Linked DNA regions of Homo sapiens: all the other regions are linked to region 2. A link is a loop called in an ENCODE intact Hi-C map of the cell type or tissue named here. Cell type or tissue: HCT116. All regions are shown on one strand. Each heading gives the region's core, and the rest is flanking DNA. Links, peaks and the distances in the headings are about the cores only. Region 1 overlaps CYP27C1 (cytochrome P450 family 27 subfamily C member 1). Region 2 overlaps MAP3K2 (mitogen-activated protein kinase kinase kinase 2). Region 3 holds the start of GPR17 (G protein-coupled receptor 17).

What was found. A loop is a pair of places that touch in the nucleus more often than their neighbours do. Peaks named below come from ENCODE experiments on the same cell type or tissue, not always from the same donor. Only the 100,000 strongest peaks of a DNase experiment are listed, where the experiment ranks them.
Region 1: it touches region 2 in a loop (9-fold over the local background); 7 of 110 quality-filtered maps call a loop at or near these places.
Region 3: a loop joins it to region 2, with 2.4 times the contacts of the local background. A loop is called at or near these places in 7 of 110 quality-filtered maps.

The regions. Positions count from the first base shown.
Region 1 is chr2:127,191,997-127,202,767 of GRCh38, forward strand. CYP27C1 (cytochrome P450 family 27 subfamily C member 1) reads right to left here. Exons shown (of 9, transcript NM_001367502.1): 4 at 9,126-9,335; 5 at 7,380-7,543; 6 at 3,339-3,505; 7 at 1,793-1,871; 8 at 1,098-1,301. Among named protein-coding and RNA genes, the nearest start is that of CYP27C1, 23 kb to the right of the region's middle. RefSeq lists a silencer at 4,957-5,251. In HCT116, for the core only: CTCF peaks have their summits at 5,118 (motif pointing right) and 5,993 (motif pointing right); DNase peaks (open chromatin) are centred at 5,125 and 6,015; H3K4me3 peaks cover 1,148 bases.
Region 2 is chr2:127,320,478-127,331,248 of GRCh38, forward strand. It overlaps MAP3K2 (mitogen-activated protein kinase kinase kinase 2), which reads right to left. Exons shown (of 17, transcript NM_001371910.2): 6 at 9,915-10,028; 7 at 9,444-9,531; 8 at 6,210-6,340; 9 at 5,251-5,330; 10 at 3,697-3,764; 11 at 3,425-3,517; 12 at 1,569-1,775. Among named protein-coding and RNA genes, the nearest start is that of ERCC3, 32 kb to the left of the region's middle. In HCT116, for the core only: a CTCF peak has its summit at 4,381 (motif pointing right); a DNase peak (open chromatin) is centred at 4,349.
Region 3 is chr2:127,644,060-127,654,830 of GRCh38, forward strand. It overlaps LIMS2 (LIM zinc finger domain containing 2), which reads right to left. Exons shown (of 10, transcript NM_001161403.3): 3 at 10,771; 4 at 10,365-10,485. GPR17 (G protein-coupled receptor 17) reads left to right here and starts at 2,094. Exons shown (of 2, transcript NM_001161417.2): 1 at 2,094-2,185; 2 at 6,657-8,580. The coding sequence starts at 6,677. The coding sequence ends at 7,696. RefSeq lists enhancers at 4,901-5,628, 5,655-5,949, 6,355-7,082, 7,083-7,808, 8,228-8,287 and 1 more. In HCT116, for the core only: a CTCF peak has its summit at 5,857 (motif pointing left); a DNase peak (open chromatin) is centred at 5,842.

The DNA of each region.
Region 1 (10,771 bases), core at 2,913-6,912, 130 kb before region 2:
TCTGGTGCCCACCCTGAGCCTGACCATCCAGAATCCCTCTACCCCTCCTCCCAGCCAACCAGGCTTCCCTGGTCCCTTACTCTCCCTTCTGCCCAGCTCCGGTCTCCCAGTGAGCCTGGAGGGGGCACCTGCATGACTTGTAGGGGAAAAGTCAAGACACCTGGATCCTGCCCTGCACCTGCCACTGTGGGACTTGGTAAGTGGCTGTTGCTTTCTGAGCCTCGGTTTCCTCATCAGTAAAATGGGGAGATGAGGTCACCAGGCACTCCCCACATTCTCCAAATGTTCAGGCAACGATGGAGCTCCCAAACTTCGGGCCAAGGTTTCCCGTCGCTGAAACAGTCTTCTCCAACTTGCAGGAGAGGCTAATGGGTGGAATTTTCTCCGCCATTGACTTTACTTTTATAAAATTTCCTTCAGGTGTTATTTAGTTCCTGCTATAGCCTGAATCCAGATACGGTGCAAACCCAGAATTATGTATCTTCACATGTAAGGTGTTCTGTAACAACACCCAGGGCTTCCTGATGTTTCACAACCTAAGAAGCTTGAGAACCACTGCTCTGTGTAAATGGTTGGGTCAGTTAAACAAAGGAGACCAGCAAGAGCACCACTGTGCCTTTCCCGGGGGGGGGGGCTGCTGCTGACGGTGCCTGAGAGGCCAGCTCCTAACTGCAGACACGGCCACTAGAGGTGGAGGCGGGGTCCCCAATCCCCACAGGGCCTCGCTTAGACCTCCAGGGTTTCTCAGAGTGTAGCCACGCGGTTGGAGGACAGGGTGGGCACGGGAGATGGGGAGGCATTTTCAAAGGATATCATGCAGAGCTCTTATTTTTGGATAGGGTCTCACTCTGTCGCCCAGGCTGGAGTGCCGTGGTGTGATCACGGCTCACTGCAGCCTTGAACTCCTGGGTTCAAGTGAGCCTCCCGCCTCAGCCTCCTGAGTAGCTGGGACCACAGGTGTGAGCCACAGTGCCTGACGGCTCTTGATCTTAAGTTTCCAAAACCGTCTTTGCTTTTCAACCTGGAAGTCTTTATCCTGTTGTGCCCAGTAGAAAGAGGCCGAACCCAAAGGCCAACGTTTGGCCTCCACGCCCTACCTGGATCACGACGAGGTGAATCTCCAGTTCTGCAATTCTCCGCCCTATGCAGCTGCGAACCCCATGACCAAAGGGGATGGATCCAAAATTGTCAACTCTATCTAAGTCTCCTTTCCGCAGCCAGCGCTCAGGCCGGAACTCCTTGGCCCGAGGGAAGTTCTCATCCTGGTACGATGTGGCATAGTGGCAAAGGGCCAGCTGGGTCTGAGGAAATCAGGGATGACAGAAAAGGGAAAAGGGGCAGAATCACTCAAGAGCAGGGCAGGGCCCAGAGCCCTAGCCGGACAGTCTCCCGGGGTGCTCCCGCCTGGGGGCCGCCCGGGTCCACTCACACCCAGGATGGCAGCCGCTCCCCCCTTCCCACTCCACACTGCACCCCAAATGTCACTGCAGCCACTGAGAAGACCGTCGAGCCCTTCAGAGACTCCCAGCGGTGACTGGCCACTTCCACACGGCCTGGGGAGCAGGCCAAGGAGCATGGGCTGCCTTGCTGGTGAGCAGTAAGTTTCCAGAGCAGTGAGATCACACCATTCCCTTCCTTTCTCCCAACACCCCATCTTCATCTTAAAATACATGCAAAAGAAAAGGAAACCTATTGATCTCTGCTTAGGGACAAAGACTTCCTGAAGGTAGAAGCAGATTCCAATTCAACCCCGACCCGCAAGGCCTGGCCACCCCCATGGCCCCAAACTCACGCCTTTCGGAATCAGATACCCGCCAATAACCAGGTCTTCCTGGGTGACCCGGCCGTTCCCTGGCAGCACTGGAAACAGCCTGGAAAAGAGCCAGCGGGGACGGGAATGGCGTGGTGACTTTCACAGTATTTTATTGAACGTTCAGAACCCTGGATATATTCCCATTTCCATTAAAAATTCTTAAAAAGTAACACATGGTACATTTTCAACTGAAACATTTTGCAAGGACCTTTGCTGCTTCTTTGTTGGCTTGCTTTACCAGCGAGTATTCTGAGGAATGTGGAAAAGACTCCCAAAGCAAAACATTTGCAAAACACAAAGCCAAGCCTTTCACATGCCATTGTGTTCCCAGGAGGGAAATTCCAAGTTTCTAATATTTTATGTGACCACGGGACCACTTTATCAAGGAATAGTTCATAGGACTTAAGGCCCCATGAAATGCATTTGGAGAAAAGATACTTCGGCGATCGGATTATCTCAGAAAACCCTGAATAAAACTTTAATTGACAAATACCAATAAACCCCACAGCCAGCTGCTTCTTTTTTTTTAATTTTGAGGTTCAACAGCATGCTATATAGGTTGACGGTCATTATCAAGTCAGCTTTGAAAGAATTCTTTAGTATATACTGCAGAAAACAAGCTTTGCTTTTTGTCGCAGCATTTCCTCACAGAGGATGCCGTGTTTGGGGGAAGGGATGTAATCCGTCCCTAATCCCACCTCCTACCCAAACCATCCCCTCAACCCAGGACAACCCACATCCCTCCGGCTTTTCTGTTTGTCAGGAAAGCCCTGTCTGGGAGTAATTGAGCCTCACTGGGTGGCGTCTAAACCCAGATGAGAACATTCACTCAAGAACCATGAGGTTTGTATCCAGGTCTGCAAATCAGCTGAACAGGTCAAACTATTTTCCTAACAAATCGATCTTGTTTCGTGTTATCTTCAGAGGAACAAAGTCAAAGGCCATTGACCCAGGAACATTTTGGGAAACCCCCAGTAAGCCAATTGGCTAAAGCAGGGACAATATTCAATGACTGCTCCAAAGATCTTTTTTCTTTTTTTTTTTTTTTTGAGACAGAGCCTCGCTCTGTTGCCCAGGCTGGAGTGCACTGGTGCAATCTTGGCTCCATCACCTAACTTCAAGCGATTCTCTTGCCCCAGCCTCCCAAGTAGCTGGGACTACAGGTGCCTACCACCACGCCCTGCTAATTTTTGTATTTTTAGTAGAGACGCAGTTTCACCATGTTGGCCAGGCTGCTCTTGAACTCCTGACCTCAGGTAATCTGCCTTGGCCTCCCAAAGTGCTGGGATTACAGGCGTGAGCCACTGTGCCTGGCCCAAAGATCTTTACAGAGAACAAGGATTATGTCGACCCATAAAACAGAATGGTCTTTCTGCTATTCTGACAAGAGCAGAGAAAAAATAACAGTCACGAACATCCTCATCCTGAACAGGTCAGCCGGGGGGGCATTTGGAGGACTTGTTGTGATAGAGAACCAGGGACCTAAGGGACACAGTTTGTTGACGGATTCTGGCGAGCCTTTTACCTCAGGGTTTCCTTAAGGAGAGCTCTGACCAGCGGGACCTTGGGGACATCAGCTGCAGTTGGAACATGCCTTTCCCCTAAATTCTTCACAATCTCCCGGTACACCGTCTGCTGCACTTCTGGGTGCCTTGCCAGGAGGTACACAGTCCAAGACAAGGTGAAGGACGTCTAAGGAGAGAAAGTGGCAGACACAGGCAGGCAGTGAGTAACACCAGGGACTGAAACAGAGGCGGTGGCAGGTAGGAAGTCCCCTGGGAATACACACAGCACAAAGTCAAACTCATCCAATTCCATATAGCACCTAATGTCTTACTAAAAACGAAAGACTGTTTCCTTAATTCATGGCAAATAAATAAATAAATAAATAACTGAACGTATTTGGCAAGTGACATTGACTCTATGATTCATGTGCTCCTGTCATGAAGAGCCACAGGAAAAATGATCCTGGAGCTTTTTTTAATCACTGAAGAGCAATATGTCAGGGATGCCGTGGAGCCTGGAGGATCTGCTGGGACTTTGTGTGACCTTCTTTGCAGGGCTTGCTCGGTGTGTGCCAGAAAGGGCCTCAGGCTGCCCCCCGGCATCCCCAGGATGCTGGGCCCGGCCCACTCTGGCTGCCCTAATCTAGAGATTGGAGTGCACAGGAGATCACTAGTTAGCCATCGTGTCCTGCCTTCATCAAGTAAGGTCCACACAGAGCAAGTCAATAACTCGTCTATGCAAAGCAGTGTCTTTTTTTTTTTTTTTGAGACGGAGTCTCGCTCTGTCGCCCAGGCTGGAATGCAGTGACGCGATCTCGGCTCACTGCAAGCTCTGCCTCCCGGGTTCATGCCATTCTCCTGCCTCAGCCTCCCGAGTAGCTGGGACTACAGGCGCTCACCACCACGCCCGGCTAATTTTTTGTATTTTTAGGAGAGACAGGATTTCACTGTTAGCCAGGATGGTCTGGAACTCCTGACCTTGTGATCTGCCCACCTCGGGTCTCCCAAAGTGCTGGGATTACAGGCGTGAGCCACCACGCCCGGTCAGCCATGTCATTTTTTATACCTCTTCTCAAACCTTTCTACTTATTGAAAATAATTGTTTTATTCTCGTAGGTCCCAAGATTTTCGCTAAAATCAATAGTATCATCTATGGGACTACATTTCACTCTCTAGTAAACAAGGAAATGCCACAGTATAAAGGCCTTTCTCTTTCACCAAAAAAAAAAAACTAATTTAAGCAGGCAATATTGATATCATTTTCTTGTAGAAGATATCACGTGTTTTAGAGGGCAGCCCTCTTGTATATATAATATAATGTGCAAGGTCTTATAAATTATAAAAGATTACTTAGATGCTTCCTATCAAGAGAATAGAAAATTTCTATTTAGATCACATTTTTATGGAAAAAATGTGGTATATCCATACAATGGAATACTACTTAGTAATAAAAAAGAATCAATTACTGTTCTATGCCACCACATGAATGAACCTGAGTCATTCTTCTGAGTGCAGGAAGCCAGATGGAAAAGACAGCATGCTATATGATTCCATTCTCATCAATGTTTAGAAAAATGTGGCAGTGGTTTCATAAATGATTCCATCTGTCAAAAATCTGTATCGCATTATGCAGTTTAAATGGAGTTGACTATGCATAAGTTATACCGCAATAAAATCATACTAATTTTTAAAAATCAGTATGAAGTTGTAAGAATTTGTTCCCTGGCTTCTATTGTAGGATGCTAAAAGGAACAGCTTCCTTCTGAATGCCACCTCATTGTGATGTTCTTAGTTACCACCAGGGGACAGGAGGCACAAGCTCAGCGACGAAGCCATTCATTGATTTCTTCACCTTTCAAGTGGTGTCTTAATTTGAGCGAATCCACACCATCACATTCAGGTAGTTAATTAGAATTCTCATTGATTGCATCATTTAGTTTGCATTTAGTTCATATACTTTTTGTTTTATTGTTGCACAAAATCCAAAAGAATAAGGAGTTTATGCTGTGTGGGTTTGTTTTTGTTTTGTTTTGTTTTGTTTTTCGCTTTTACATGCTTAAGTGATATTACAATAAAAATAAAGCCTTGAGGCTTTTTTGCCCCTTTAAGATGTAGGTCTGTGCGGGGCGTGCCTTATTCAAGGCCGGGAAGCACCCGTGCAAAGGAAAAGCTTTGAGATGATGGGCTTGGTTGTTTAGTTTCCCCACCTGTTAATGAAGTCAATGACTCCTACCTTAGAGGAAGCTGTGAGACAGGCAGGGTGTGCGTGCAATGCTTTGGAAACAGCGAAGCGTCACGCAATCTTAATTCTCTCTTTCCACCCGACCACCAGCAGCACCCCAGCCCGCAGCTTCCCCAGTTTCCAGCCAGAAATTTCATTATCTTCCACCCACTGAAAGCATCAGCCTAGCTCCTCCCTGTTTTGCCATTTCCTTTTAGCAAATTTTACAACTGCTTTCACCTGTACCTACACGGCGATCATTTTCACACGTATCCTATTAATTGTATCATATTACACATGTGCTTTTGAAAGGAACTTGGCTCCTTATTCCCCCCGGACCATGCCACCCCCAGCCAGCCAAAAACCCATGTTAACTATCTAGTGTGTTCCCTCCACGCGCTGCTCTGTGTTCGCACAGTCACGGACAGATGTGCAGATGCACACAGCCGGGAGGGGGCGGTGCCGCTGCATCTTACTCACAGGACACAGTATACATGCTGGTCTGCCTCTTCCTTTCCCATCGGATAGCCTGTGGGTTCCCCCCAGGTTAATGGGCAGTGCTCTGTCTCATTCTGATATGAACCCTCCCTGGTCCCAGTGTATCATTGATCTGCCATGCTACTGGGCTCCATTCACAGGGAATTTGTTGATACACACACACACACACACACACACACACGCACTCATCAACCAAACTGCTTTAGTTTACTTTCTTTACACTCTCTTTAGCAGGTTTTGGTTTTGAAGTTATGTTGGCTTTATAGAACAAATTGGGGAGTGAATGAAATGAATTCTTGGCTTTATAAATAAATTCCATGGCCTGGAATATTTTAAATGATAACTAATAAGGTTTTTAATGTCTGTACCCTCTTCATGTATGAAATTATGAAACAATGACAAAATGTTTACAAATCAGGAATGATTTGTAAACTTTAAACATTTATTATCATTTTGTGTGTGTGCTAATGGAATTTTGGTTATGCTTTTCACAGAAATCATTATGCACCTTACATTTAATATACAATCATGCATCGTATAGTGATGTTTTGGTCAATGATGGACCCAATATACAATGGTGATCCCATAAGATTATAAAGCCACATTTGTACTGTAGCTTGCCAATGTTTAAGTATGTTAGATACACACATACTTACCACTGTGTTCCAGCTGCCCACAGTATTCAGTACAGTAACATTCCGTACAGTTGTGTAGCCTAGGAGTAATAGGCTCTACCGTGCAGCCTAGGTATGTGGTAGGCTACCATCTAGGTTTGTGTAAATACACTCTAAGATGTTCACGCAATGACAGGACCACCCAACAACGCATTTCTCAGAACAAATCTGCATCATTAAGTGAGGCGTGACTGCATACACAGAGTTTTCTCCTCCTGGAGCCCCCCAGCAGTGCAGCAGGCCTAGTACAAACATGAACAGTGTGCTAAACAAATCTGCCTTAAAAGTAGACAACGGCCAGTCGCAGTGGCTCATGCCTGTAATCCCAGCACTTTGGGAGGCCAAGGCGGGTGGATCACCTGAGGCCGGGAGTTCGAGACCAGCCTGGCCAACATGGTGAAACCCCCGTTGCTACTAAAAGTACAAAACATTAGCTGGAAGTGGTGGCGGGCGCCTGTAATCCCAGCTACTCTGGAGGCTGAGGCAAGAGAATCACTTGAACCTGAGAGGCAGAGGTTGCAGTGAGCCGAGACCATGCCATTGCACTCCAGCCTGGGCAATAGAGTAAAACTCCATCCTCCCGCTCCAAAAAAGTAGACAACGTCCATGAGGTGATGAGGAAGGGGTTATCGTGTGTTGCTTGCTGAGAACAGGACCCCCAGACTCACCGTGTCGACGCCGGCCAGCAGCATCTCAGTCACGTTGGCGTAGATCTCCTGCAGCGTCAGAGCCTGGCTAAGGAAGAGGTATGTGAGAAGTCCCCCGCTCACCCTCCGGCCTCGGTCCATTTGGTACTGTATGTCCCTCAACTTGTTGTCAACATGAATTTGGCCTGTTTGAAAACAGTATTTCTTTTGAAAGGAGTTTGGGTTGAGAATCATCTTTTCAGTCTCAAAGCCCTCTGTCCTCCCAGTAGCTTAACTAAACCAGTGGCAGGTGACAGAGGGTAAGGAAACCCAATTTATCTAACGTCAACCTGGGAGTTTCACTCATACACTTGCTTATGTAAATGAATGAAAAGTTAAAAGACAAGCTAAACGTATCTTCCTTTTTAAAAATAAGCTGTAGGATATTTGCAGATGTTTGCTTTACTAATCCAATAGCCAAATAAATTATTTATATAATATGAGTAACAAAATGCAAACTCTTTTATTTTTTTCTACCACACTTTCAGAAGAGAAAATGAGTGGAGGGGAAAAGGCCACACATTATTATCTGGGATGTTACCATACAGCACAGACTTCAGGACTTCTATATTCAAATAAATGTTGTGGTTGTTGTTGTTTCCTTAAGACAGAGGCTCGCTCTGTGGCCCAGGCTGGAGTGCAGTGGCAGGATCTCGGCTCACTGCAACCTCCGCCTCCCGGGTTCAAGCCATTCTCCTGCCTCAGCCTCCCAAGTAGCTGGAATTACAGGCACGCGCCACCACGCCCAGCTAATTTTTGTATTTTTAGTAGAGACGCAGTTTCGCCATGTTGGCCAGGCTGGTCTTTAACTACTGACCTCAGGTGATCCTCCCACCTCGGCCTCCCAAAGTGCTGGGATTACAGGCGTGAGCCACTGCACCCAGCCTAAATATTGATCTTGAAAAGACACCATGAAACACTTTATTCAGTGTTAGCATTGCTCTAGAACATTGTTCTAAGCATTTTGAAAATAATTTCTTTATTTTTGGCAATGCTTTTATAGTAAAAATTTTAGTCACATAAGAAAACAAATCTCTTTGTAATCTCACCTTGGATTTGAACAAAAATTGTCACATTCAAATGAATGTGCGTGGACCTGAAACTCTACATTTTAAGCACTGACCAATTTATTTGGAGTAAAGACATCATCTTGCATGGACATTTACTTGTACCTGTCCCTGCTAGCATGCTAGTGAAAATAAAAATTATTTTAAAATGAAAAAACTGATCATGTTACCTGTAGTCACAACCCACATGCTTTTTGCTTCTTTGAAAAACAAATCCATGGCCAGGCGTGGTGGCTCACACTTGTAATCCCAGCACTTTAGGAGGTCAAGGTGGGTGATCACCTGAGGTCAGGAATTCAAGACCAGCCTGGCCAACATGGTGAAACCCCATCTCTACTAAAAATACAAAATAATTAGCCAGGCATGGTGGCAGGTGCCTGTAATCGCAGCTACTCAGGAGGCTGAGGCATGATAATCACTTGAACCTAGGAGGCAGAGGTTGCAGTGAGCTGAGATCACACCACTGCACTCCAGCATGGGCGACAGAGCCAGACTCCGTCTCAAAAAAAAAAAAAATCCAAAAGTTATGGGTCCAAAAACTAACACGTGACTACATCTAGGCATCCTCTGCTATGGTCACCCATTGTCTGGATGAGAGTTAGACACACAACACGGCAGGTCAACCTGCTTCTGCAAAAGGTGCTCTCAATTCTTCTCTTACTGAATTTGAAGAGTCCATCCCAGGACCTGCAGAATTCCCGCCAGGGCTTTGGGATGAAGGGGCGAAGCCATCTGGGGATGGCGCCTGCATACATGGAGGTCTTGAACATGCTAAACATGAGCTCCAGGGCCTCGATGTATTCCACAGTCAGCTGTGGGATGCTGTTTTCCAGGCAGCCCAAACGACTCTCATAAAGGATGGTGGCCACTCCTAGACAGGAAAGAGAATTTGAAAACCCTCTTCTAGATTATTTACCATACCAACAGGCAATGTTGGGCCATAAATGCAACTTTCAAACGTGGTCCAGGTGCCTTTCATGAATGAGGCATCGTCCCTCTGAGGATTTCTCTGCATCCTGAACTGCAGGGTGCTGGCATTTAGGGCTGACAGGTGGTGCTGTTGCTGCTTCACCTAAGGAGCCCCACAGCCCTGGGAGGCACAGATGAAGAAGCCCACTCTCTGGAGGAAATTCGAAGACTCTGAGAGTTTAAGTAGCTTGGCTAAGGCTGCAGAGGAGGACCCTGGGACAGATCTGGAGCACAGGTCTGAAATGATGAGCCCTGGGGAGGGGACAATCACCGAGCGTGTCACTGCTCTCCCCCAACACCCTCCTCTCAGGAAGGAGTCGGCAAACCTCACATGGCCTCTCCCTGCCCCACCTGGCCACTGGGGATCGCCTTCCAGCCACTTGCCCAACTTGAGGAATTGAAAAGTGACTCCTCCTGGCCAAAACGCAGAGCCCAGGCCTGGAGAGCTAAAGGCGCAGCAGAAGTGGCCTGGATGAATCCGTGTCGGGCAGAGCTGTGAACTGTATTTACCAATCACTTCTGGGATGATTTTGTTACTAATTTTAGAGAAAATTAACATCAGAACTCTGCAAAGCTAACTTGAGTGAAAGTTGAAGGTAAGCTTTTTTTAAAAAAGATGAGAAAGCTGATAGAAAGTCCTCCAAGATGCATTCTATTTTTTTTTTTTTACACAAACATCACCATGTTAGACCAACATGCTTTTTTTTTTTTTGAGATGGAGTTTCACTCTTGTCACCCATGCTGGAGTACAATTGTGTGGTCTTGGCTCACTGCAACCTCCGCCTCTCTAGTTCAAGCGATTCTCCTGCCTCAGCCTCCCAAGTCTCTGGGATTACAGGTGCCCGCCACCATGGCCCAGTTAATTGTTGTATTTTTAGTAGAGACAGGGTTTCACCATGTTGGCCAGACTGGTCTCAAACTCCTGACCTCAGGTGATCCACCCGCCTCGGCCTCCCAAAGTGCTGGGATTACAGGCGTGAGCCACCGCACCCAGCCCCAAGATGCATTCTTAAGTAAAGAGAAAGCACGGTGCAGAACAGTATGTTTGGTGTACTACCCTTTATTGTTTAAAAATAAAAAGAATATTCACATGCGTTTTTCTGTATGTGCATAAAACATCTCTTGACATATACATGAGAGACTAGTGACCTTTGCTGCATTCAGGAAAGAGGGAGACCTTCACTGAAGCCTTTTTGGTATTGCTATTTGAACAGGAATGTACCACTCATTCAATATGACTAAAAGCTAGAATGAGTTTGAAGTAGATGCCCTCTCAACTTCACTCCTTTTTAAAAATTATGCTCAAACAAAATGTTTTTTTTTTTTGAACATGTAAAT
Region 2 (10,771 bases), core at 2,271-6,270:
CAGAGGTATGAGACAGTATCAAATAGTCTAGTGTATAGGTAATAGGAATCCCAAAAGAAAAAGGAAGAATGAGACAGAAAAAATACTTGGAGAGGTAACAACTGAGAACTTTTCACAGACAAACTATAAATATAATAAACTGAAAGAACACCAGCTGGGAACCCTACACAAATATACCTAGACACGTCATATTCACACTGTAGAAAATCAAAGACAAAATCTTGAAAGCAGCTGGGGCAGCTGTGGGGGAAGAAAGCATATTACATATGGAGGAACAAAGATAAGAATTATAGCAGATTTCTCTTCAGGAAGTATATAAGCCAGAAGACAATGGGACAATAGCTTTAAAGTGCTAGAAAGGCCAGGTGCAGTGGCTCACACCTGTAATCCCAGCACTTTGGGAGGTTGAGGCAGGTGAATCAGCTTAAGCCCAAGAGTTCAAGACCAGCCTGGGCAACACAGCAAAACCCACTCTCTACAAAAAATACAAAAATTATCTGGGCATGGTGGTGCATGCCTGTAGTGCCAGATACTTGGGAGTTTGAAGTGGGAGGATTGCTTGAGCCCAGAAGGCAGAGGTTGCAATGAGTTGAGATTGCACCACAGCCTGAGTGACAGAGTGAGATCCTGTTTCAAAAATGAAGGAGAAATAGACTTTTTTCAAACAAACAAAAGCAGAATGAACTCAGTACCAGCATGCCTATATTACAAGAAAGGTTAAAATGCAGTTTTTCAGGCAGAAGGAATTTGATACCCAATAGATCTTGGATCTGTCTTTGTTTATACAGATTTTGGATATATACAAAGATCTATAAAAATGAATAGACTGAAGATATATATAAAAGACATTTTTCTCTTATTTTTAATCACTTCAAAAGATAGCTGTCTAAAGCAAAAATAACAGCAATATAGCATGGGGTCAATATGGATATAAAAGTAAACTATGACACACTAGCACACAAAAAGGAATTCAGAGTATGCAAATAGTGCTGCAATAAACATCTTTGAACATGAATCTTTGTATGCACTGCTTACACAGTAAGGTCTGAATGCTTTGCAATCCAGCCTGAGTTACCACTGTAGGCCTATTCCCACTATTTCAAGTAAGATACTCCCACATCAGCCAAAAATTGAACTATTCCCCATTTTTAGATGATGTTATGGCCTCTTGCACATTATCTCCTCAGCTGGTGATTTCTACTCACATTTAAATGCTATACAATAATTATTTCTCCATGTATCATCTATCCCATTAGATTATGTCTTGGAGATTATGTTTGAAATCTCAGTGGTAGGCATTCAACAAGGATATGTGGAATGCATGGATAAAGAATGACTAGTTGGTAATAATTTTCCTAATACAAGTGAAGAACAGAATTATCTAAAGTAATTAGCAGTGATACCATGCTTATACCTGACATTCCAACCACCTTTAGAAACACCATTATTACCTTTTTTGAGTAGTTCATCTGACCCCAAAAACTCACTTAGTATTTATTCCTTTTAATAATATAAAATTCTGCAAAGATTCTGCTCTACATTTCACTATACCAAGTTCTATTACTTACAACGGCTGGGTGGGCTGATGTCCATTACGGTCAAAGTAGGATTGTCTATGTCACTTCCCCTTCTTCTTATTCGACTATCATCATACTCTGGGGTAAAGATACTGCTTCCACTACTAGTGCTTAAGGAATGATCAGTAGGACTGAAACTCACAGGAGACCGTAAGCTGGTCCCCTGGGTCCTTCTAGCTCTTGGAAAAGTTTTACGACCTAAAAAATGAAAAGAGAATGACCTTATACCTTTTATTAATATGTTATACTTTTAAAGTATTTAAAATTTGTAATGTAGAGAATAGAAATTTGTCCTGTGACTAGGCTAAGAAACTCAAATAGGAATGATTGGGTGGGAAAAAATAAACAGGATCTGAATACAAATTCAAATAATCTCTTATGATAAAACATGTATGAGTGTGCACACAGAAACATACACACACACATCTTAAAAAGGAACCTCCTCACTTCTGGATAAAAAGGAGGAAAAAAATTTACTCTCATTTCCAATAATGATTTTAAAATCTAAAACAAAGATGCAGAAGTTCACAGGTAGTAATTTTTTTCTTTTCTTTTTGAGATGGAGTTTCACTCTTGTTGCCCAGGCTGGAGTGCAGTGGTACAATCTCGGCTCACTGCAACCTCCGCCTCCAGGGTTCAAGCGATTCTCCTGTCTCAGCCTCCCAAGTAGCTGGGATTACAGGCGCCCACCACCATGCCCAGCTAATTTTTTGTATTTTTAGTAGAGACGGGGTTTCATCACGTTGGCCAGGCTGGTCTCATACTCCTGACCTCAGGTGATCCACCCGCCTCGGCCTCCCAAAGTGCTGGGATTACAGGCATGAGCCACCGCACCTGGCCAGTAATTTTTTTTCTTAAAGGGATGATGTAAGTATCAATCTCATCATCAAAGAGTAATTTTCTAATATCATTTAAAAGTTACTCCTTTTGGATGGGTGCAGTGGCTCATGCCTGTAATCCCAGCACTTTGGGAGGCCAAGGCAGGCAGATCACTTGAGCCCAGGAGTTCGAGACCAGCCTGGGCAACATGGCAAAACCCCATCTCTACTAAAAATACAAAAATTAGGCCGGGCACGGTGGCTCACGCCTGTAATCCTAGCACTTTGGGAGGCCAAGGCAAGTGGATCACTGGAGATCAGGAGTTTTGAGACCAGCCTGGCCAACATGGCAAAACCCCATCTCTACTAAAAATACAAAAATTAGCCAGGTGAGAATCGCTTGAACCCAGGAGGTGGAGGGTGCAGTGAGCAGAGATCATGCCACTGCACTCCAGCCTGGGTGACAGAACAGAGTGAGACTCTGTCTCAGGGGAAAAAAAAAAAAGAAAGAAAGAAAATTACTCCTTCTTGGCCAAGTGCAGTGGCTCACACCTGTAATCCCAGCACTTTGGGAGGCTGAGGCAGGAGGACCGCTTGAGCCCAAGACTTCAAGACCAGCCTGGGCAACATGGTGGGACACTGTCTCTACAAAAAAAATTTTTTAATTAGCTGGGTGTGATGGCAAATGCCTGTAATGGCACACACCTGAACTCAGGAAGCCAAGGCAGGAAGATCACTTGAGCCCAGGAATTTAAAGTTACAGTGAGCTAAGATCATGCCACAGCACTCCCGCCTGGGCAACAAAACCTTGTCTCTTAAAACAAAAAATTATTCATTTTCTTTTAAGGGATAACCAAGTCTTATAAGTTGTCATAAAGCCAAAATGCCCATTATACTTTTGTTATAACACAATTCCTCATATTTTTCTAATGGTATTAACACAAATATGAGGTTTTAAAAAATTTTTGTATTTATTTTTGTTGTTGAGATTTTTTAACTATTCTTGTGGTCTAATTGCTAGAAACTTACCATCATTATACTCTTGATGATGATATGAAACATGATACCTTCTTGGATATGTTCCTCCTTTTCCAAATTTCTCAAAGATAGGGTTATCATAGTCTGTTAAGACATATAAGATGGTTATCTTTTATTTAAAAAAAAAAGTTAAATATTTCTAATGATGAAAAGCACATTTATAAATCTTTATTTGACTTTTCAAAAATCCCCCCTCTCCCTCCCAGCCAAAACATTATCCAATGACATAAACATTTAAACATTTAGAATTTATAAAGTCTAACCTGAAAATTCCTGATGATTATCTGGGTAGCTCTGAGCCCTAGGCATTCGTGATTTTGGATAGCTCTCTCTATAAAGAAAAAACATCACATTAAGTTTACAGAAAGAACGTAAGACATTAAAAAGAAAATCTTTGAGCAATATCTATATCTATCTGTGCCTCTCTGTATGTGTTTGTGTAAAGGAGCTCACTTTGAAAGGTTAGCATACCTAAAAAAGAAAAACTACACTTACTTGGTACATGTAGGCAAAGAGCATGACTTAAAATTAACCTTACAGTACAGTGGAAGAATGACGTATTTTGGAATCATTAGGTGTTTCTAAGCACTGTGTTTCAATCCAAGCTCTGCCACTTAACTATGTAACCTTGGCAAATCACCCTTCTGCATCAACAAAAAAGATAATTTCCAACTATTCAAGTGTACATAAGTAAGGTATCCAGGATAGTGTTTTGCAAATGGTAAGTACTCAAATATATAGCTTTCTCGTTACTACTTCCCTGAATTTCTTAAATGTCTACCTTAAGATAGACATTGACACAGACAGAAATTTCATATACATGGATAAAAGAAACTTAAATGTGCATTCCCACGCAATATTAGTTATTTTTTTCAGAATTTGCTTTCATAAAGCAATTCCAGAGAGGATTACCAAGAATACTGTCCTATTGAGACCAGGAGGGGGAGCACGTGTAACAAAAAATTCACATTTTGCAACTTTATCCTGCTCATATTCCTGAACAGCTTTTTCACAAAAGTACTTAAATTTTTGCCTACATGTACCAATGTGACACAGTGGGCTACAATTTCCAAGAATTTAAATTATTTCTAATCTGGTGCCAGAATGAACATAATCCTGAACAGGTGAAATAACTCAGGAAATTTCCAAAACCAAACATATTAATGTAAAAGTTGATAGCACTTTTCATAAACACAGTTTTAAAAGTAAATGTACATAAATTCTAAATTTGATTTGCCTTCAAACACACAATTTTGACAAGCAGGAATACTCAAACTATTATAATCAGATTTCCTTTTAACTAACAAAGATACTGAGTCCCATGAGGTAAAGGGATTTATCCACACTGTGCAAAAATTCATCTGCCGTCATCATACACAAGTACCAATTCTATTCCTCTGAATGTAGCACAAAAAAGTTACTGATAATTCAACATTCTATCTGTATGAATATTTACTCATATCTATTAAAAAAGAAAACTACAGTAAGCTGAGCATGGTGGCTCATGTGTGTAATCCCAGCGCTTTAGGAGACCAAGGCAGGAGGTTCGCTTGAGCCCAGGAGTTCAAGATCAGCCTGGGTAACAAAGTGAGACCCCCATCTCTACAAATAATACAAACAAAATAGCCAGATGTGGTATTAATAGCAAATGCCTTTGGTCCTAGTTCCTCGGGGGTCAGAGGTGGGAGGACTGATGGAGCCAAGGAGGTCAAGGCTGCAGTAAGCCGCATTCACGCCACTGCGCTCCAGCCTGGGTGACAGCAAAACTCTGTCTCAAATAAACAAATAAACCCTCCAAAAACTACGATAAACATTACCCATCCAAAGGACTATCAAGTGATGGACAACTTCCTGAGCCAGAATTTTCAGGGCTGCTTAAAGATAATGGATCCAGCATCTAGGAAAAAAAGGAGTTCCACCATGATTCAATTTGATATAACCAAAAGTTGCTTATTAAAAAAACCTGCCTTAATTAGACATACTTCATGTAACATAAAATTCACCCATTTAAAGTATACAAGTCAAGGCTTTTAGAATACTGAGAGTTGTGCAACCCTCACTCACAATTTTAGAACAATTCCATACTCAATAGTGGTCACTCTCCAGAGTTACTCATTTTCAAATGTCCCTTGTAAGCAAGCCACGACTTCAAAATTTCCTAAGAGAAAAATATTCTTTCTCTATAGACTATTGACTAAATAATTAAAAGCTACAATATTTCACACTATTTTGCTTACTGAAAACTGAACAATGGCCCCACCCAAACTGAGACTAATGACACTATGACTATTACATTATTAGAAAATGTAAACTACTATAATAGTGTGAACATATAATGCGATGCAATGCAATGTTAAGGGAATAACAGCAACTCCATGAAAACATTTTAATACTATAAAATTGAAGTATTTTTTAAATGTTTCAGAAAGTTCACAAACCTCAGTTTCACAAAGGTAAATATTTGTAGTTTCATTCTATCTTTCAAATGTTTAAAAAAAAAATCTGGCTGTTAAATTACAAAGCAAATGCATTATCATTCACTCACTCTCATTCATTCACTTATTGAGCAATATAAAACCAGCTGTATTCCAGCTTTCTTTATACAGGCACATGTAAATTAATGGGCATTTTCCTATATTTTTTCTATTTTGTTCAGTTAAGAAGATATGTAATTAGAGAAGAGATAATACACACACACACCCAGTTACGTGCCAAATCACACTGACCCTGACAACATCTCTTTAAATTAAATTTAAAAAATCAAACTTTTGCTTACTTGGTCCATGCTCTCTGGAATGAACTCTCCTTCACTGTTGATACTAGTGAATGACCCATTCCGGGCAACCTGGTGTAATTCATCTGGAATGTAACCTGGGGGAGGAGAACTTCTATCTCTACTAGTAGGACCTCAAGGAAGAAAAATAATGTAATTTATAATTATAGGCAAGGGAATCAAGTTTTGTTTTAAATAGGCTATATTTCTGAATTATATCATTAATAATTTCAGCAAAAGAAAATTCAATTTTTATTAAAACTTATCAGAACATTCATTTGTAAATCTTCAAATGGCTTTATAACCTTTGTAAATTCCCACCCTATCATAATTATTAACCTCACCATAATATTCATTTATACTCACTAGGTAGGATGGTATTCTGACTGCTGATAGGATGATAATACAATATAGATTTCTGGCATTAAGACAGTTTATTTAAGTAATCACATTTCTTATGAGACAATAACCCACTCTATTTTACTTGGTTCTGTGGAAATGATGCTATATTTATTAGTACAGTGTCTCACCTTTCCTCATAGTTTTTTGAAATTAAACTATGTGAGCATTTAAGTTCTGGTCCAATTTAAAGCAAAAAACATTTTAGCCTTATGTAAAGGAGTCATTGTGAGTATATGCAAGCATTTGTTAGTGAGACAGGGAGGAAAAAGAAAGCAAAATTATTACCAAGACATGTGCATAAAAGAGAGTACTGTCTACACTTGTCTGTAAAATGATTAGGAGCTCAATTTGAGTCAGGATTGATTTAGGCTTCATAACAACTGTAGCCACAATAATACTGGTCCCTAATATTTTTATTCCTTCCATATACCCGTGCTTACAAAAGATCAATATAGTCAATTACTAAAAGGAGATAGGACCAAAAAAAAAAAAAAGCTATGAAAATTTTGTCTCCTTATTTGACAACCCTTTTTCACAGTAATGCGTATGCCAACGCACTCTTGGTTGAGACCTGTTTATCAGCATACACTCCTAACCTAAAGGAGTTTTTCCTCCATCTCCCTTTTATAAAAACAATTAAAAAGAATAACTGCCAACATATAAGAAAAATAGATAATGGTCATATCTAGCAAAGCCATTCCAAGTTTAAAGCAGTGCCAATAAAAGACCACTAATTCTATACTTTATGATTTCCAATTTCTTCTTATGCTGGCACTGACGTCAAACAAGAATATTTATTAGAATAAGACTGAGGTATTCAGTGTAATTTTAATTCAAAATATATTTAAAATGTCAATTTAACTAGTACATTTAGCTTGTTTTGTCTAATGCAACTAAAGTGAATTAGAGCTGGGCACTGTGGCTCACGCCTGTAATCCCAGCACTCTGGGAGGCCAAGGTGGGTGGATCACATGAGGTCAGGAGTTCGAGACCAATCTGGCTAACAGGCTGAAACCCCATCTCTACTAAAAATATAAAAATTAGCCAGGCATGGTGGCGGGCGCCTGTAATCTCAGTTATTCAGGAGGCTGAGGCAGGAGAATCACTTGAACCCAGGAGGCAGCGGTTACAGTTAGCTGAGACCGCGCCACTGTACTCCAGCCTGGGTGACGGAGTGAGACTCTGTCTCAAAAAATAAATAAAATAAAGTGAATTAGCAATTTTTTAAAAAATGACAAGTACCGTAATGTGATAAGAAATGGGGATAAAGAAAGAAATGTACAATGAACATCTGAGCTTTGTACAATGTACAAAATGTATAAATGTACAATAAGCTTTCTAGTTTGAAAAGTAAAATGTACAAGTGTTCTCTCAATTTAATGCTACAACAATCCCATGATTTAAAGATGAAGACACATTTACTGGTCTCAGGTTCATCAGAGAGCTGGAATTTGAATTTGGGTGTTTCAAATGTTCTTTCACCAAATTTTAAAACTATATCGAAATATATCTGAATGCAAAAGACAAGCCATTTGTATTTTGCTTGTGTATCACCTCTGCTGCTCGCATTTCTGCATTCCTGAAACCCAAAGTAGGACTTATTTAAGACAGACACTTCGAAGAGAATGGTCATAAAATAGCTTCTTCTGGGGACCAAAAGAGAACATGAATAATGTCTATTTTTTTGATGGTCCACATGCCAATTCAATTTTTTCTTTGATTATCAACAATCCTCTTCTGTTACCAATCTTTTTTAGATTCCCAACCACATTTGTTTTTCCTCCTCTTTAACTTTTCTCTTTTAAATCCGCCCCTCATACATGTTTTCATGCCATCTTTAATGGCCATACTCACTGCCCTCTCTCAAAGAACATTTATACCAGCGGTTTTTTGAAACAATGTTAATGCTTTTATCAAATAAAAATGTAGATTATCAATGTTTTATACAAATTGAAGAACAGACAGAATGGGGAGTTGAGAGTACCTGTGTCAAACTCATGTTGCACGAATAAAGCCTCCTTAAACTACAGCATGCAAGATCTTTATTTCTTTATATCATAATCTTAATTATAACAATAAATTAATGGCAAATGAAAATGAATACTAATAAAGTAATAATAAAGCATAATATAAAAATTCTTAGTATCTTTATTTTGAGAGCATTCTTGGCAATCACTAAAACCCTAGAGAAAGGCTTGTGAATTTACACTCTATTAATTTTAATACATTATAATTACTTCTTTTAATTTTTTTCCTCCATTCTATTTGTACAATTAAAACCTTTTTTTTTGAGATGGAGTCTTGCTTTGTCGCCAGGCTGGAGTGCAGTGGCACAATCTCGGCTCACTGCAACCTCCGCCTCCCGGGTTCAAGCAATCCTCTTGCCTCAGCCTCCTGAGTAGCTGGGACTACAGGCATGCACCACCACGCCCAGCTAATTTTTGTAATTTTAGTAGAGATGGGGTTTCACCATGTTGGCTAGGATGGTCTCGATCTCTTGACCTTGTGATCTGCCCGCCTTGGCCTCCCAAAGTGCTGGGATTACAGGCATGAGCTACCGCGCCCAGCCTAAAACCTCTTTAAAGTTTTATTTGAATTTGTTAACATTAAAATACCCTGAGTATATAAATAAAGAATTTAAATTGGAGATTACTAATCCTGTAAACTTGAATTTCCAAGGGACGTCAAATATTAGAGTGTATTTAAATTAAATTATAGGAAGTAGAGAAATAAAATATTATTTATCAGGAATATGTTTAGGTGCCACACTACATTAAAGGATGGAGAAGAAATTGAGAAATCATTCATTTCATAATTCAGACACTAGTTTCTTACCTATTATAGATAGCCGTTTTTTCCTCTCTGCTCCAAATACTGTATTATCCAAATCTTCTAGTGATGGCAATGGTTCTAAATTAGTAGCCTACAAAGGAGAAAAGACAGTTAATGCTATTCTTCCTCCTTGGGGCTTTAAACAGAATCCTCTCCCCTACCAAGTACAAAACATTTTATATTGTTTGTGAGCCTTAATCAAATCCTCTACTCTTTGAAATTTTAATTCTAACATAATTCTAAGTTGTCAGTTTCTATTAGCTTCGTATGTACAACATATTATACTTATTTATAACTATGACTGTGGTTTTTGAGGAGTAAGGATATTAAAGTATAGTAATTAAAGGATGTAAGTTTACATTTAATCATAATGAAAATATTGCAATGATTATAGAATATAATTATGTTTCATATGTTAACTTTTACAAGCCTAAGTCCTATAATTCTTACTGAAAAAAATATCCCAAATCATACCTGTGTACTTCCATTTATTACAAGTAATATCTTGAGGCTCTTCATATGAATACTACGATCCAGCAGTTCCACAGCTTTGTCCAAGTCATCTTGAGTAGTTAATGGAATTACCAACTAAAAACAAACATAAGGAACCATGCAGCTATCTCACCAGGTCAAGTTCTTCCATGAGCATCTCCACTACTAAGGAATTACAAATGTCAAAATACCTTGCTCTTTGATTTGTTACTATGATGAAAGTCTGAATGTGTATGTGTATATTGTTTTGCCCTCCTCATTCTACCGCCACTAAAATCTTAGAATGAACATGTATGTTTTTAAATTTTTCTTTATTAATCATTACATTCTTCTAGAAAATAACATTTAAAGATTAATTTTCTAGGATATTTCCATAATATTGCTAAATTTAAGTTATAGTATGTTCGCCCCTAAAAAGAATGAAGAAGTACAGACAAAGACCATATGAAATAAAGGTACTACTTTTCTTCTGTATAGATGAAACTCAGTTCTTTTTTCAATAGTAACCACAAATTTGCACTCTCAGCTGGTGTGCTCTTCAACATACCAACATCCTGAGCACCTGCCATGGAGGACAGCTGCCATGGAGGGGTACCACTAGTAACATATCTGCAATCTACAGCCCACCTAGAGTTCTTCTCTCTGAGCCTAGTGACCTGACCACTATACCCTAAAACAAATAAGCTAATGAGTTAACTATTCCATAGTAAACCCTGCATGTGGAATCTGCTTTCACTAGTCTTCTCATGCAGCAGATGTTATAGAGGACAAAAGCACCTAAGAGGTCTATGAGAAAAAGTGTAATTCATACAATTTAAGAAATAAAAATATGTCCTTTT
Region 3 (10,771 bases), core at 3,978-7,977, 330 kb after region 2:
CCCCAGGACCTGCTACTGCTGGGTGTCTGGACTCCATCCTGCACAGCACTGTGCTCCATCTGCCCTGGGGTGTCTCATCATCAGCTGTGTGCAGGGCAAGGGGCCCAAACAAAGGCCCAGCAGTCACTGGCTAAGCTGCCGACTGGCTCTCTGTGCCTCCCCAAGACCCTATGTGCCCAGCAGGGGGCAACAGCTCAGGGTCAGCTGACCGAATGCCTCGGTGAATGAATGACTCTACAAGAGAGGAAGGGAGCCTCGGTGGGCATCATCTCCCCTCGACTACTGGCCAGAGCCCTGGCTCTTACACCCCAGCGACGGGAAGCAGTTGTGGCCTGTGGCTTCAGTCTTCATCACCACAATCCCTGAAGCCCACCCTTGCCCAGACACCTGTGCCCCAGCCCCAACCCCAGGCCACCTCCTCAGCAGGTCTGGGGCTGAGCTGCCCCACCTGGCGCCTATGGCGGCCAGCCCATGCCCCCTGCGGTGCCTCTGTCCCAGACTCAGCATGTAGGCCCCATGACCCCACTCCACATTCTGGTGACTCCTCCTGAGCGTCAGGACAACACTCAACCCACGAGGAATTATTTCTGTCTCAAAGATGCAGGAATCAGCTCAACGCCTCAAAACTCCATCACCACGGTCAATGCCCTTGAAGCCATCGACAGTGATCACCCCAATAACAGAAGGTCTGTGAGCCCAGAAATGCCCTGCTCAGGGTGGTTAGCTTCAAGCCACCACCTTTCCAACCAGCCTGGGCCAGTTCTTCCAGACAGCCGCCTGCGGGCACAACAGGAAAGAGACCTGCGCCCCGGCTCAGACACCTCACACCCAGCTGGCTCTCAGGCCAGACAAACTGGGAAGCCCATCTCTCTTGAAGGAAGTCCAGATGGGAAACAGCTTCTCAACAGACCAGATCACAGCATCAGATCTAAAGGTGGCCTTCAGAATTCTTTTTCAGGTTGAATTAGGATCAAATCTAAGAATTCTAAATTCAAAATGCAGCAGAAAAACAAAACACACACACACACGGAGCCTAAGTTCTGGAGTGACATGTGCTTGGGTTCAAATCCTGGCTCTGTTGCTTCCTACTGTTTGTTGATGGGTGAGTTTCTTCATTTGCCTGAGCCTCAGTTTCCTTGTCTGTAAAATGGGGCAATAATCCCAGCTGCACAGGGTGATGTGAAGAGACAAATTTAAGACACTGCCCCTTAAATGCTAGCCACATACATACAGTTTTCAATGTTTAAACAACAAAATGTAAAGTCTTTTGAAACCAGGAAGGGTGATTTGGTTTCCCATGTTGCTGGATGTATCATTTTCAGAAAGACAGAGAGAAATGAACTTTGTTCACTCAGTCTCAGAGGCGGCCGCCGGCAGCATTCAAAGGCACCCCAGCCCGGAGCCACCCCAGGGAGGAGCCCCAGGCCAGCGGTCAGATTCATGGGCTTCCGTGCAGAAGGGGAGCTGCACCGGCGAGCACCCGGCCTCTGAGCTGAGCCGCATCCTCACGGACAGGACAGCGCCCCATTATGAGGCTCCTGCAGCTGTTCCTCGCTCCAGATAAAGGCCATGATTTATTCTGTGTGCCCAAATGGGGCCTCATTATACAGGGCAGGACACAAGGACCCTACAGCAAGTGTCCTCAAAGAGTCGCCTCTCACTCCGTGAGCAAGACTCCTCGGCCTCCCACCCTCCGTTCACAGGCCCCCTCCGCCGTCTGCGGGCGCAGGCCTGGGAGCGCCGCCTGTTGCCATGACAGCCGGCCCCTCCCTGCCCCCCATCAGTAGGAAATCATCCCCTTCTGAAACGTCCTGTTGTGTCCCTCAGCTCCAGCCCAAGCCCCCCACCCAGCCCCCGCCTGCTCTGAGTCTCTGAGACAGTCACACACTCAGACTATGTGGCCAAGCTGGGGGCGGGGGGCATGGGCTAGGGACACACTAGAATATTCACGCTCCGGTGGCAGCAGCAGCAGCAGCCAGAGGAGCAGCCCGACACAACAAGGGACCCCTCAGGAATGAAGCAGCCTTTCAGGGCCAGAGGGGCTGTGGTCTCCCTTCCTCTCCTTAAATAGCCAGCGTTCCACCCACAGCGGCAAGGAGCCCCCTGCCACCACCGACACCCACGGGCGGAGATCACCTGCTGCCCCGCAGACCCCTGTCCCTTCCTCCCGGACCAGCAGCTAGAGGTAAGGGGCAGGCTGGGTGGGGTGGACTGGGAGCCCAGGGCTAAGCAGAGGAAACACTCAGCGGGGAGCCCTGCCCAGGGAGACAGGCAGCAGCCTGTCTCGTCCCATCTCTTTGGTGATGGTCTGACCTGTGCATCGAAGGCTGACCACAGTCTGAATTCACAGCAGCCCACAAAGCGGTGTTTCGTCCCTCTGATGGGGGCTTGCAGAGGGGAAGTGGCTTGCCGGCAGTCCAGGCTGCAATGACAGCACCGCTGCCCCTAACCATTAGGCAGCCTTGACCCATAGAGGAGCCAGATGCCTGGGAGAGGGCTCGGGCCAGGGATGGAGTGGCGCTAATGCAAAGGAAACTGCCACCACCTGGCCATGGCGCTGCCACCACAGGCCCTCCCCGAGGCCACACATGCCCACCTGCCACCTCCACAGAGGCCTATGACCTGTCCTAGATGCTCGACTCACCCACAGCCACGGGACCCAACACTGCCCAGGCCCCGGCCCATGCCACGCCCTTTCCTCTTACGGACACCGGCTCGGTGGCCGTCTGACCAGTGAGTCGTGAGGAACCAGCGAGTCTAGACTGAAGTTTGTGTTTCTAAAGGGCAACAGAGAGTGAAGCGGGGCCCATCTCAGACCAAACTGCAACAATCAGTATCAGAACTCCTCAAACGGGGGACAGAAAGGGAGAAGAAACCTCAGCAAACCTGAAACCAACCAGAAAGCTGTTTAAAATGGAGTCTCAGTCCCAGAGAGAGCGAGGGGCACGCCCTTCGGCCCGGGCAGGAAGTGGAGGGCAGTGCCCAGGCTGAGGCCCCCGGGCTGGAGGCAGGAGGCACCACAGGCCCACCTGGTGCCATGAGATATGCCACCCCTGCCGTCACTCAGGGCCCTGAGCCCAGTAACACTCTGCCGTCACTGTCCTGAAACTCTTCCTTTTTGAGCAAGGGGCTGCACATTCTCATTTCATACATGGGCCCCTAAAATGAGGGAGTGGCCCCAGGGCCAGGAGGGGGTGCTGAGCCTGGGAGACAACTCCATGGCAAACTCTGAGACTGAGTCACACTCCCCACCCTGGCGGTCTTCCAGGGAGTGAGACCGTTTCCCCGGTCTCACTTCCAGCTCCAGGGCCAATGTCCCCTGGTCAAGTGACCTAAGACAAGTTAGCAGACACTCAGCCTTGACTCCCTAACCTGCAACATGGGGCTAAAACTGGTTTGAGCCAGCACAGGCAGGCCCCCACCATGCCAGGCAGAGTGGTCAGTCGTACCTATGAGCTGCTCTCTCGTGGGGCCAGGTGATGCCTGCACTGTGGGGCACAGCACAGGCCTGAGGGACAGCCTGGGGTGGAGGGCACCCACCTTGGCCCCTTCCCACCCCCAGGTTCTAACAAGGGCCCCTCACTCACTGGGCCCCCTCTCCTCTTCCAGTCTCCAGGGCCTCCCCGCACACACCTTCCTCCTCTCCTGCCAACCTGAAAACAGCACACCTGTGTGCCCCTCCCATCTACCATGGGCTGTCCTCTCTGCTTGCCCATGCGTCTGCCCTGGAGCCCTGTTCCTCCAGTCTCCGGGTCCTCACCCCCAGCACATGCAACACGACACCCTCAAAGTCATGGGCCCCCCTCCCCTGCCACCGTCCCACCGGTACCTGCTCCCTGTTCTCCCCTGCCTCACAGGCCCTGTCAAGGGCTGTGTTCCTCCCTCCTTTTACCTCTCCTCCACAGCCCCCTTCACAGCCCTCAGCCCTTCCCCAGGGCTTCAGCCAAGCCTGTCTCCCTCTCCCAAGCATCACTCACCCCGCCTTCTTCGGCCCTCAGCTCTCCGCCCTCACCGTGGTTTTAGCAGTCCTAGGGAAAGTGCCAGCCGAGACCAGCCAGACCAAGTCAGAGTACTGTGGAACCTGGATTCCTGGGGAATGGGGTCCCCATGAGGAACTCCACATTGGACTAAGAACAGACCCTGTTCCTGGAAGCAGCAGGAAACCATCTCTGGTGTTAGAACTTCAGGCATCTTGAAACACTCTGAAGCCGGGGGCAATCTTTTCAGGTAGGGGAACCTGCCTAGAGAAATAGCTAAAAGGTAATATTATTAGGTAGTTGCCCTCCCCTTTGCTTGAGGACATTGATGGCCAGGTGCTCGGGCCAGCCCTCACCCTCCATGTGAGGGCCACAGCAGCTGGCCACTCGCTCTCCTGAAGGAAGGGTGCGGCCCACCCTTCCCTAGGGCTAGGGCCACCACCATGCCTGCTTCTCCTCCATATGAGGATGGCTCCAGCCTCCTCCTCGAGGGGCTGCTGTGTCCATGAACAGTCACCATGCCCTCTCTGCCCCGTGCCACCAGCATCCTGAGACAGCCCTGTGGAATCAGTAAGAGGAGAGGGGCTGGGCGCAGTGACTCATGCCTGTAATCCCAGCACTTTGGGAGGCCAAGGAGCACTTTGGGAGGCCAAGGAGAGAGGATCACTTGAGCCCAGGAGTTTGAGACCAGCCTGGGCAACATGGCAAAACCGTCTCTACCAAAAAATACAAAAATTAGCCGGGTGTGGTGGTGTGCGCCTGTAGTCCCAGCTATTCAGGAGGTTGAGGTGGGAGGATCACTTGAGCCCTGGAGGTTGAGGCTGCAGTGAGCTGATTGCACCACTGCACTCCAGCCTGGGTGACAGAGGGAGACCTTGAAAAAGAGAAAGAAAAAAAGAAAAAAGAGAGGGAGGGGAGGGGAGGGGAGGGGGGGAGGGGAGGGAGGGGAGGGGAGGGAGGGGAGGGGAGGAAGGGGAGGGAGGGAGGAAAGAAAGAAAAAGAAAGAAAGAGAAAAGAAGAAAGGAAGGAAGGAAGGAAAAAGAAAAGAAAAAAAGAAAAAAGAAAAGAAAAAAGGAAAATAAAGAAAAGCAAGCAAACAAGCAAAGCGAAGTGAGAGAGAGAGGAAGGTAGGAAGGAAGGAAGGAAGGAAGGAAGGAAGGAAGGAAGGAAGGAAGGGCAGGGAGAAATGTGCAGAGTGAATTTGCTGCAGGCAGGACCCCGGCTGTTCGGTGCAGAGCCAGGCTCGCCCAGGATGAGGACCCTGCCAGGGCTGTGGCCCGTGCCTCCTCCCCTCCTGCTGCCACAATGGGCACAGGCAGGATGCCAGCTTCTCTTATGCAAACCTCTCTCCAGCCTCTGCTTCAGCCTGGCTGTGCAGGGTGGGGATGGTGGATACTGGGAAGCCAGGTGCCCAGAGGAGCCCCAGAAGCTGTGCCATCATCAGCACCCACCTGGCCGAAGCCCGCTGGTGACCCCAATTCAAAGGCAGGCCAGGTGCGCTGTCCTGCCCTGGTTCCGGGCTGCGGGCTGCTCTGGCCCCACCGCCTGCCCACACTGCCACTCGCAGGCCTGGGTTGGGGAGGCAGAGTGTTTGGGACCCTCACTCTCCTTCTTCAATCTTCTGAGTTGACTAAAATCAAAACAAGAGTGGGTTTCTCTGCTGAGGGTGGGGAGCACCCTATCCAGACCCAGGGTTCACCAGACGGACATGACTTGTTACCCAGGACTGTCACAGGGCTCTGCACTTGGCCTTCAAACGTGGGCAAGCCACGAGGCCTCCAGGCCTCTCTGGGGCTGCAGATCCGTCCTCAACAGCGCTGGCCAGTGTCTCTGACGCTGGGTAAAATGGGTCTTCCCCTCCTGGAAGAGATGCTGCCCCCTGGTGGTGGATCTACTCTGGGAGAGAAAATACTCCCAGCTGGCCTGATACCCAGGCACAGGCTTCTCCTAAACACAGGTCTCCCCACCTGTCAGGATGTCCAAACGGAGTTGGTGGGCTGGATCCAGAAAGCCCCCAAGAGAGATGCTGAAACTCTCAGGTGGGTAAAAAGAGTAGACCTCTGACGTCCCAGGGTACAGCCCTTGCTGCCATCCTGGGGGCACCCTCCTAAGTGCCAGGGGCAAGCCATGGTCAGGGGAAGCAGAAAGCGGTGACACCCCGGCCACTGCACCTGTGGGCAGGTGGGTCAGGGAGGGTCCAGGCACTCAGGATGAACAGAACTCACCTGCCAAGGCTTGGGCTGAGGAGGAGCTGGAATCCCGGAGACACACTGCCCCCGCCCCTCACCACCCCTGTCACTCAGACAGCACACCTCAGAGGCAGAACAGAAAACCCAGAGCCTCACCCAGGCAAGGCTCACGTCCCATTCCCCGCCATGGCACTGACCCGGTCCTCCCAGCTCTGAGGAGCCTCAGATCTCCTGGGTGGCAGGGGTGCAGCTGCATAGCGGCGAAATTCCAAGCCCTGGTTCTGCGTTTGCCTTGTGCTGAAGTTCAGAATGCCTCTGACGCTCACGCACACCAAATGGACAAGGAGGTCCCCTCAGCAGCCCCGTGGGCGGTGCTGAGCTTGAAAGTGGGAGGTTCTGAAGGCATTGGAGGCCTGACTTCTGGACTTCAGAGAGCGTGAAGCTGCCTAGATCGCAAGCTCATTGTGAACTGTTTGCTTGTTCCCTCCAGGCTCTGACTCCAGCCAAAGCATGAATGGCCTTGAAGTGGCTCCCCCAGGTCTGATCACCAACTTCTCCCTGGCCACGGCAGAGCAATGTGGCCAGGAGACGCCACTGGAGAACATGCTGTTCGCCTCCTTCTACCTTCTGGATTTTATCCTGGCTTTAGTTGGCAATACCCTGGCTCTGTGGCTTTTCATCCGAGACCACAAGTCCGGGACCCCGGCCAACGTGTTCCTGATGCATCTGGCCGTGGCCGACTTGTCGTGCGTGCTGGTCCTGCCCACCCGCCTGGTCTACCACTTCTCTGGGAACCACTGGCCATTTGGGGAAATCGCATGCCGTCTCACCGGCTTCCTCTTCTACCTCAACATGTACGCCAGCATCTACTTCCTCACCTGCATCAGCGCCGACCGTTTCCTGGCCATTGTGCACCCGGTCAAGTCCCTCAAGCTCCGCAGGCCCCTCTACGCACACCTGGCCTGTGCCTTCCTGTGGGTGGTGGTGGCTGTGGCCATGGCCCCGCTGCTGGTGAGCCCACAGACCGTGCAGACCAACCACACGGTGGTCTGCCTGCAGCTGTACCGGGAGAAGGCCTCCCACCATGCCCTGGTGTCCCTGGCAGTGGCCTTCACCTTCCCGTTCATCACCACGGTCACCTGCTACCTGCTGATCATCCGCAGCCTGCGGCAGGGCCTGCGTGTGGAGAAGCGCCTCAAGACCAAGGCAGTGCGCATGATCGCCATAGTGCTGGCCATCTTCCTGGTCTGCTTCGTGCCCTACCACGTCAACCGCTCCGTCTACGTGCTGCACTACCGCAGCCATGGGGCCTCCTGCGCCACCCAGCGCATCCTGGCCCTGGCAAACCGCATCACCTCCTGCCTCACCAGCCTCAACGGGGCACTCGACCCCATCATGTATTTCTTCGTGGCTGAGAAGTTCCGCCACGCCCTGTGCAACTTGCTCTGTGGCAAAAGGCTCAAGGGCCCGCCCCCCAGCTTCGAAGGGAAAACCAACGAGAGCTCGCTGAGTGCCAAGTCAGAGCTGTGAGCGGGGGGCGCCGTCCAGGCCGAGCGCAGACTGTTTAGGACTCAGCAGACCCAGCAAGAGGCATCTGCCCTTTCCCCAGCCACCTCCCCAGCAAGCAACCTGAAATCTCAGCAGATGCCCACCATTTCTCTAGATCGCCTAGTCTCAACCCATAAAAAGGAAGAACTGACAAAGGGGATCCATCGGCCACCCCTCTGCAGGGGCTTGTGATGGCTACAATGGCTCCTAGACACTCAACGACTTCATCTGTGGCAGGGAGAGAGGAGGCCGGAAGAACAACCCCTGAACAATGGAGGCCTTTCTTTCCCGCTAGGCTCCCAGCCTCCTTCCCGCTACAGAATCGCTCATCGGCGAGGCTCAGCAGAAAGACCCTGAAGGCAGGCTGCAAATGACCCAGAAGAGGGACCTGGGAGTCCTGGTGGGGACGGGGAGGGAGTCTCAATACTCCTTTGCAGTGCAAGGTACTCTGAGTCCCCTCTGTAGTGCCTCTGCCAGACACACACTGCCTGAGTTGAAGAGACACAGGCCACACATTTCAGGCTGGTTGCCAGCGGACGTCAGCACTCACGGCCTGCAGGGACTCAGCACAGCTCTGGATTCTGGATCTCTCCTGCTGTAACCCCACGCACAAGCCTGCAACCCCCAGAGCTCTTTGACAGGCTCCCAGGCCTCCCAGTCCTGGACAAGCATGTGCAGTCACGGGAGCTCAGCTCAGGCCAGGGCTGGGCTGTGCACCTGCCTCCCACTGACCCAGACCCACTTCCTCCAGAGAGGCCTCTCTCCGCCTGAGCTATTTCCCTTGCTAGTGTGCAGATATTTCCCTAACATGTCCTTTTTTGTATTTGTTTGTACGGACCATAAATATAACTGTAGCTTTAAGACTACACAGGTTGTTATGTTTGGTCAACATGAAGCGTTTCCCAGAACTTCTCTGACCCAAGAATGGTGAAGTGGTGGTACAGTGGCAGAGGCAGCCTCGTGGGCTCTCTTGCTGGGGCTCTGGCAGCTCACAGCACATCTGCCCAGATTCTGAGGTTCTGCACTGTGGGGCTGGGAGGGCCAAGTAGGGGCCCTCATTCCTCACTCTAGCTGCCACCCTGCACCGTCCTTACGGCAACATGCTTTTGTAGCATGTTTGACTTTCCAAAACGTTTCCAGCATCTTTCAGATTTCCCCAACCAGCCCTTGGGGCAGTGGCCCTGTGCAAACCTTGGCTCAGGAAGGAGATTGGGCTCGCTCCACACACCCTGTCGGCGACGTTGCTGGTCAGCACGAGCTCCTGGTGCTGTCCCTCGGCCCCTGCACTGCACCGTCTGCCCCTCAGCCCTTCATTTAGACAAGCTGCTCAATGCCAGGCACCGCCCAGCTCCGAGGACAGTGGGCCGGACGCCAGGCCCCAGGCCACGTGCCTCTCTCACGGGCAGCACACGGACAAGAGCTCGGTAGTGTCGGGGAAGCATCTCGGAGGAGCTGCGGGAGGGAGCAGAGTGCCCGGACAGAGAGAGTGTGGCAGGGGAAGCATGGCTGGGGCCTCTGGGGGTCGGCGCTGCCTCTCACTGATACAGGGGACGCATGCAGAGGCAGCCTTGGTGGTCAGTGGAGGAGAATCCCAAACTGCTTGTGCCTCATTGCGTTTGGGATGCCTGGTGGACACCAAGTGGAGGTGACATGTGGGCAGCTGAGGACAGCGAGAGAGAGGCCTGAAGTGGAGCCTGGAATTCTCCAGACACATGTGCCATTTAGGGCTCTAGGATTCTGTCTGCAAGGGCAGCCATGAGGGCCGGGCACGGAGCCCCAGACGACTCCCCATGGAGAGACAGGGAGAAAGGTGACTCAGAGGAGGGGAGTGAGCAGGTGCAGCTGTGGGGGCGGGCAGAACCACAGGAACTCAGGGTCCCGGGTGCCAGAAGGGGGGCGTTTCTGCACCTCAGCAGCTGTGGTGAGGGCTGCTGAGGGGTCAAGAGGAGGTGTGGGTCCCTGGGCAGATGAGGCCAGGGTAGCACACGCGAGGGGCAGCGGGTGTGCTGGGAGAAGCCGGGGAGGAAGGCCCAGCAGTGTTTTTAACCCAGCTCCCCAGCCCAGTCCTTCAGAAAGGACGAGAGAGTGGCGTGGAGAAGCAAGCCCTGGAGAAAGTGTGGGGATGAACAGGGCTCACAGACAGAGGCCGGGCTGCACGGGATCTCAGAGCTAGGGCCAGGGGAGGTGGGAGACAAGGCCACCTGCTATAGGGACAGTGCTTGGGAAGGGAGGATGAGAGACCAAGGGTTCGCAGAAGGTGGGAACTTCTGGAGTACCCATGAGGTTTGTGGCCCTCAATTTAGAGTAAATGTGGGCATCTCCCTCCAGCCACACTGAGCTGCACAGGTACAGGCAGGAGAAGGTGGACAGGTGGGGTCAGTAGATGGGGTGGCCAGGGGGGTGGCAGAGTGTGAGGATTTCTCATGGCTCCCGAGAGGCTGCCAGGAGCTCGCTGAGCGTGGGGCCCTGTAAACTGGGAGCTGGACTATCCGCCCCGGGGTGACCTGGAGGGAGGGCAGCTACATCAGTGCAGGCTGCAGCACCGGGACCCTTCTGCGCCCTCAGCAAGTGGGTAGCACACAGGAGAGGTGGCAGGTGTGCCAGGAAGGGCTGTGGCCCAGTCCTCTCTGGCCCAACACGGCCACCTCACCTGCCGGCATTCTTCACAAAGCCCAGGTCAGCCAGCTCCACATCACACAGCTCGCAGCGGAAGCAGCCCGGGTGCCAGTTGTTGTTCATGGCCTTGATGACGCGGCCAATGATGAACTCACCTGGAAGAAGACAGGTCCCTGCTGGCTGGGGAGCACGTGCCTGTCCCCTCTTCGGACCCTCCCAAGCCCTGTCCACCTAGCACTCCGCCTGCTCTCTGCCTGGCCCATGGGCTCCCTCGTGGGATGGTGATGCCTGTAGGGGGCCTGACGGCTGCCGCTCAGAGAGGCAAGGTGGGGAGTTAGGAAAGAGCTGGGCCAGTTCTGTGTACCCCCTCGGCCCCCTGCCCCCCGCCACTGCTGCCCACTTCCCAGGCAGCCCAGGATGTGTACTGTCACCGGCCTTACC